Linked DNA regions of Homo sapiens: region 2 is linked to region 1. The links are chromatin contacts, found by Hi-C in ENCODE. All regions are on one chromosome and are shown on one strand. Each heading gives the region's core, a stretch centred on a gene start or an enhancer-like site at or near the end of the contact. The rest is flanking DNA. Distances are from core to core; before and after follow the strand shown. Region 1 has its middle 22 kb from the start of TEK. Region 2 overlaps TEK (TEK receptor tyrosine kinase).

Region 1 (3,476 bases), core at 566-3,065:
TCAAACATTTTTCACTACTTTTCTGTGGTAGGGAGTGGAGGAAGGGGAGAGAGTTCCAAGAACAAGGGCTTTTTGTGATATACCGATGATGCTATCAAGTCCTTAAACAAGTGCGTAAGAAGTCTTAGCAGAGTTAATTGCTCAATTCACTGCTATTGAACAGTACATCTTTATAGGGAGCAGGATAAAATACCATGATTTACAAGTTGGAATGAAAAAAACACTTCATGAAACATATTTATCGGGCCGTTCCTGTTAATAAGAACACTAATAGAGGCTAGTTAGCTTTTTTAAATTTCTTCATTAGTAATTTCCATTAAGAAATGTTAGTCCTGTACATAGTAGATATAAAATAAGTAAAAATATTAACATACTTAATCTGCACATTTACTTTAAAAATGTGATACAGAAGTAAAAATTGGGCCGGGCGCAGTGGCTCACGCCTGTCATCCCAACACTTTGGGAGGCCAAGGCAGGCAGATCACGGGGTCAGGAGTTCGAGACAAGCCTGACCAACATGGTGAAACCCCGTCTCTACTAAAAATGCAAAAATTAGCCAGGCATGGTGGCGGGCACCTGTAATCCCAGCTACTCAGGAGGCTGAGGCAGGAGAATCGCTTGAACCCAGGAGGCAGAGGTTGCAGTGAGCCGAGATCATGCCATTGCACTCCAGCTTGGGTGACAGCGGGAGACTCCGTCTCAAACAAACAAACAAAACAACAACAACAACAACCAAAAAAAAGGCAAAAAAAAAAATTGGCTAAAAGGAAACTGTTCAAAATGCAAAAGACTTAAAACTGTGAAACCTCTAGCCTGCAGATCAACAGGAAAAAATCTGATTAGTCCATGGCCAAATGAACCAATTTAAAAGACACCATGAAAATGAAATTTGAAACAAAGTACCTATGAAATTTCAAATTATTTAAAGAACAAAACTATCCCATATGTTTCATTAAACATGAAAATACATTTTTAAACATAAATCTAAGTGTTATTAGCTTTCTTTCTCAACACATCGAGAAACTTAGGCAATGAGAATATTATCTGAGTTTCTTATCAGTTGTATTTTCTTATTTCTTGAATCACAACTATCCTTAAGATGAGAGCATCCTGGAAAATATTTATTTTTCTAAGACATTTGTCATCTTTTTAAAGGACTGCAGAAACTCAATTTTATTTTTTTAAAAAAACACTAACTCAAATTAAGTGGGCAATGTGTTCATGAAAAGGAAGAGAGATTCTGCCCCAATTCCTGGGGAAAGTCAGGGGCAGGACACAGAATATTCTTTTACAGTAACATTGGGATTGTCTTTTCTCATCAGCTCTAGGTTTAGACAAGCAGTGGGCCTGGTCTTTATGAGGTTTCCACTGAAATGAAGACAAGTGGGTGAAGGTAGAGACCAGGCATATCTTCCAGCGTGGGAGTGACTAAGAAGTGCCATATGTCTTCTTTTCAGCCTAAACCTTCAAAGAAGCAAATGATTACAGGGTAATTTAAACTATCAAGCTAAGAAAATGCACACACACATAATACCTAACTGTCAAAGGGCCGATTCACAACTTGGTCACTTAACTGAAGGAGAAAAGGAATGTTTGGAATTAGAATAAACAGACGCATATACAAACAGTTTATTATTTCTGCCAGAACTCTAAGTGGTTTCCCCATAATTTGGAGAATCTTCTGAGAAGGGTGCTCTGGAAATCCAAAGCTTATCTAGCAGAAACTCAAATTCAACACAAACCAAATAGATTCATCTTCCTCCGTAACCTACTCCTCTGCTTTTGACTTCTGTTTCTGCGTGACAGAGCCTGGTATCTGCGTTCTATTTATATTATATATTGTTATTCTGTGTTCCCAGAGAAACTGGAATGCAAAAACCTGACTGCATTTGCTCTTTAATAAAAACTATGGGCCGGGTGCAGTGACTCATGTCTGTAATCCCAGCACTTTGGGAGGCAGAGGAGGGCGGATCGCTTGAGCCCAGGAGTTTGAGACCAGTCTGGGTAATGTGGTGAAACCTTGTCTCTACAAAAATTACAAAAATCAGCCAGAGCGTGGTGGCGTGCACCTCTAGTCCCAGCTCCTCAGGAGGCTGAGGTAGGAAGATTGCTTGAGCCCAGGAGGTGGAGTTTGCAGCGAGCCGAGATCGTGCCACTGCACTCCAGCCTGGGCAACAGAGCTAGACCCTGTCTCAAAACCAAAACAACAACCACAACAACAACAACAAACCTATGTAATATAAGTTCTCCAGACTTCATTCCTCATTTGTAAATGAGGAATCAAACCTTGTAGGTAGAAAGAATAAAGAACATGGAAACCAGAAATATCTGTTCACACCCAAGTCTGCCATTTACCATGTGTATTGCCCTGGGAAATGTTAAGGGTCTCCTAGTTCTTACATTCTTTGACTTAATTATTTATCTGATGATGTTTCCATATTTGTTATTATATTGAAGAAAGTTAAATATTAACAAGACCCATAACATTAGTAGACATTGATTGCAGAGCCTCTACATATTGTGGGGAAACAAAGTTAGAGTTGAAAGGCTCCTAGGAAAGTGTTTTAATCCACTTCACTCTACACAGCCATGTTCTTGCCCACTCATGACTTTGCCTGTAGCTGCCTCCACCTCAACTTTCTCCCTCCCATCCATTTATTTATAGTCTATCCATACTTCAAAGCCCAACTCAAATATTTTCCCCTCACTGAAACCTCTTATGAAAATTTCAGTGAACATTGAACAATAACTGAACTTTCTAAATAAGTAATATTTAAATTCATTATGTATTTCCATGCTCAGCGATGTATAAAATATTTTTTTTTTTGAGATGGAGTCTCGCTCTGTCGCCCAGGCTGGAGTGCGGTGGTGCAATCTCAGCTCGCTGCAAGCTCTGCCTCCTGGGTTCATGCCATTCTCCTGCCTCAGCCTCCCGAGTAGCTGGGACTACAGGTGCCCACCATTACACCCAGCTAATTTTTTGTATTTTTAGTAGAGATGGGGGTTTCACCATGTTAGCCAGGATAGTCTCGATCTCCTGACCTCGTGATCTGTCCACCTTGGCCTCCCAAAGTGCTGGGATTACAGGCGTGAGCCACTGTGCCCGGCCTTATGATATACTTTTTGTTTCATATGCATGACTTGTGTTTAAATTACTCATTGTTTTATTCATTTCCAGTAAACACTCACTGAAAATCTACCACATATTCTGTGATCTTGGACATTATTTATGTAATTTTTTTTGGTAAAATGGGAATAGAAATTGCTATCTTTCAAAGGTGAAGAAGATTGAATGAGATAACATATGTGCAAGTGCCTGGCCTGTGTTGTGGCATAAATGTCTTTCTTTCTCTTTTATAAACAGGTGATTTCTGAAAATCATAAAAAAGAAATGGACTGCTTAACTTGTTCTCAAGATTAGGGATACTCTATCTAGAAAGCAAGTTTTTCTTGTGCTGTTTTGTAACTAGCACTGT
Region 2 (3,476 bases), core at 733-3,232, 64 kb after region 1:
TAAAGCATGGTAGGTAGTAATGGAACTTATTATCAATGAGACATAGGTTCAAATTGTATCTTTCTACTTATGTGACCTTGGGCATATCCCTAAACATTCCTGAATTTCAGGGTTTTTTAACCTATAAAATTGAGTGTAAATGCTTTCCTTCAATAGTGTGAGAATTCAAGTGGACAATGTTTGTAAAGCACTTAGCATTGTGTTTATTATGTATTATATAATAAAAATTGTCAGCTTCCTTTTCTACATGGTATAATCTCAGGCCTACTAGGAAGGCTAGGTGACTTCTTTTGTCAATCTCCTCTTAGCAAATATAATCCTGAATTTCTTCCATTATAGACTCGTTTCTTTGATTTGCTCCTCCAATCGTTCTCCGTGAATTGTCACTTTGAGCAATTCTTGCTTATTCTCCTCTTTGTGCAGGCAAGTCAGTCAAATTGCCTTCTCTGTTGGGAGCAGAAGAACAGGGCACTGAGGAGACACTGAATTTTGTTCAGTGCTGTCTTGGAAGATAGATATGCTTGGTTGTGGGTGTGGGTATGTACGTCTTTGAGCAGCATAAGGGTAGTTGGGAACTTGGCAGGTAATTGAATCAGGAGAAGAGCCCAGAAAAAGGTGGTCTGGTTCCAAAGATGCATTTTTCCCATACCGGGTATCCTGGTGCTGATAAACACAGTGCATTTAGAGAGCATCCCACTCCTGAGACAAAGTGAGTAGGGAAGATGATGAGGCAGCACTGCCAGGCTTAAGGGAATCTGTAAGGTGGCCAAAACTCCTCTCTAGATATTCTCAATTTCTCTGTCCTGTACCCTTTCTAGCTTTTTAGCCACCTCTCCTCAAAATCTTTTTTCTCTTCCCCCAATTTCTACCAAACTCCAGGATTCTCCAGGCGCCCTCCTGCCAGATGTATATACATTCCATATTCCCTCACACTAAGGACTTGGCTGTTAACACTGCTACTCTGGGGTGACAGAAAGGGCCCTGGAGAGAAATCAGCACTTGAGGGCTGGCTCTACCACTACCCTTTGTGCAATCACCAACTGGTCTCTTTTCTATATGCCTCAGATTGCCTGTTATAAAGTGTAAGGCTTGGCCAGGCATGTTGGCTTATGCCTGTAATCCCAGCATTTTGGGAGGCCAAGGCAGGAGCTTCACTTGAGCCCAGAGGTTCGAGACCAGCCTAGGCAACACAGTGATACCCCCATCTCTACAAAAAATTTAAAGATTAGCTGGGGGGAGGGGTGTTGCATGCCTGTAGTTCTGGCTATTCAGGAGGCTGAGGTGGGAGGATAACTTGAGCCCTTGAGTTCGAGGCTGCAGTGAGCAGTGACTGTGCCACTGCACTGCAGCCTGGGTGACAAGAGTGAGACACTGTCTCAAAAAAATAAGGTGTGAGGCTTGCACCAAGCAGTCTGTAAAACCTCTTCCGGTGTAAACAATCCTTGATTTGATGGAACCATGCTTCCTGCACCCCCACTGCCTCACAGAATGGAGTTTGCATATAAATGAATGTTCAGTAAAGTCTCGTTGTGTGGATGCTCTGTCTGTTCCCTGGAAATAAAAAGTTTCCTGCCAGCTGACTGATCCTCATTCTAACTAACACATGTGTTATTTGGCCTAGATGGAAAATTTCCGGCGTTTGAAGGTGGCGAGAGGATGTCATTCCCTCCAGCAGACAGACAAGGGTGCCATTTGGCTGGAAAGCAGGGATGGGAAACGGGCATGGCCTTTGGGGAAACTGGCTTGGTACAACTCCTGGGTGAGCACAGGAGTTTGTTGTTAGAGAGTCACAGCCCAGTCACATCCAGGATGCCCCTGGATAACTCTGAACTCCCAGCTATACAATAAAAATGTTAGCAACTTCCTTTAGTTATTTCCAGTCTTGTATATTTTGGTATCTTCTTGTTAGCTGCCCAATATCTTCTTGGAAGGAATCTTGAGGAAGAAGTTATTGCTCAGAGACTTACTACATACACAAAAGGAAGACAGAGAATAAAAAAGGATTAAAGTGTTGGAAACATGCCTGGGAACTGGATTTCTTCATGGGAGACAAGAAGGCAGAAAAGATACTGAAAATACTTTAACATAAGGGTTGACACAGAGGAATAGTGCTGGTAGTTCTTAGGGCCCAACAGAAAGAAATTAATAGCAACTTTAAGATAGAGAAAGAACATTCTAGAATTGAGTCCTACTAAAAACTCATTTTTGAAAAATGAGTAACTACTGCTCAGTAGTTACCATTTTGGGGAAGATTTTTCTGATTATCTTCTCATCTCTCTCTTGCTTTGCCTGGCTAACCCCAACTTTCCTTTAGACTAAAAGTCCACAAACCCTCCTTCAAAACAGTCAAGTCTGATAAAGTTTACCATTATGGTGTCTCATAAGCATCTTGTAATTCTCTCTCTTAGTACCTGTCTGTATTTATGTGTTTATGTGATTAGTTTTCCATGTCTGTCTCCTACATTTGCCTATAAGCTACGAGACGGTTGTATATTCACTGCTGTGTCTCCAGGGCCAAGTGCAGTACTGGGCACAGGGGAAGCATGCAATAAGTCTGCGTGGTAAGTGAATGAATGGACACATAAACAACTTAATGAGTGCTTTTTGAACTGAAGATAATTTTTCTTTTTCAGGACAGCAAAAACAAAAAACCTAAACTAAAATCCAAACAATTTCGCAAAATATCCTGGATAGTTTGGGAGTTGTCTTTGCTTCTTTGGCTCATTGCCACGGCCTTAATTCCAGAAATGCTTTTGACTCAGACCTTTTCAGTTCATTGCCAGTTCCCTGATTTCTGAAATGCCTTTGGCCAAGGAAGTGCTAATTGGTATTTCAAATATTTAGAACTTTAAGATACCTACTTCTGTTACAAAGATGAAATTACCATGAACACCTTTTGAAAAATTTAACCATAGCTAATACCAAATTTCCAAAAAACCATACAGTGACCATACAGTTAGTTGTTCTGAAGACATGACGCATTATTCCAAACACACCTTAGCAGAATTCCACCCAATACTACAATTCTGAGGTAGTAAGAAGCACAAGGGAATAAGCCTGCGATGCAATAATTTAATCTGCCTAAAATTGTCTCCTAGCTTGCCAACACTTCGAAGATCAGGGAACTGGGTAAATCAGGACTTGATTTCATCTGCAGCTGTATGTGAACTGGAATGTGGAAAAAAAAAAAAAAGCTAATTGGAGCAAGCATGTTGTGCTGCAGTGGAGTGTATTTTCATTGATATGTTTAACCTTTCATCCCCTTCATCTGTGAAAAAATGAAAATTGCTGACCTTTGAGGTTTTATGTTTTTAATTAAGCAAAATTTTTTTCTTTCAAATAAAATCTTATATGAAGCCCCCCCGCCGCAAAAAAATAAAATAAAATAAAGTTGAGTAGCTCACTGGGAGTGGGTGAGGGTGTGGGTCTAGAGTCCATTCTGTTGATTTCACCTCTTCCACTCTCAGAAACTTCTG

The links. A loop is a pair of places that touch in the nucleus more often than their neighbours do. Pooled maps may share reads with other maps.
Region 2: a pooled map shows a loop between it and region 1 (2.2-fold over the local background). The contact joins two enhancer-like sites. A Hi-C loop is called at or near these places in 4 of 168 maps with a recorded cell type or tissue (CD8-positive, alpha-beta T cell, HAP-1, chondrocyte and 1 more) and 1 of 50 pooled maps.

The regions. Positions count from the first base shown.
Region 1 is chr9:27,085,601-27,089,076 of GRCh38, forward strand. No RefSeq gene overlaps it. Among named protein-coding and RNA genes, the nearest start is that of TEK, 22 kb to the right of the region's middle. Within about 2 kb of position 1,816, at least 2 of the 41 ENCODE cell types and tissues checked have a DNase peak (open chromatin) inside an H3K27ac peak, as active enhancers do.
Region 2 is chr9:27,149,234-27,152,709 of GRCh38, forward strand. The region is part of intron 1 of TEK (TEK receptor tyrosine kinase); the gene reads left to right. Among named protein-coding and RNA genes, the nearest start is that of TEK, 42 kb to the left of the region's middle. Within about 2 kb of position 1,983, at least 3 of the 41 ENCODE cell types and tissues checked have a DNase peak (open chromatin) inside an H3K27ac peak, as active enhancers do.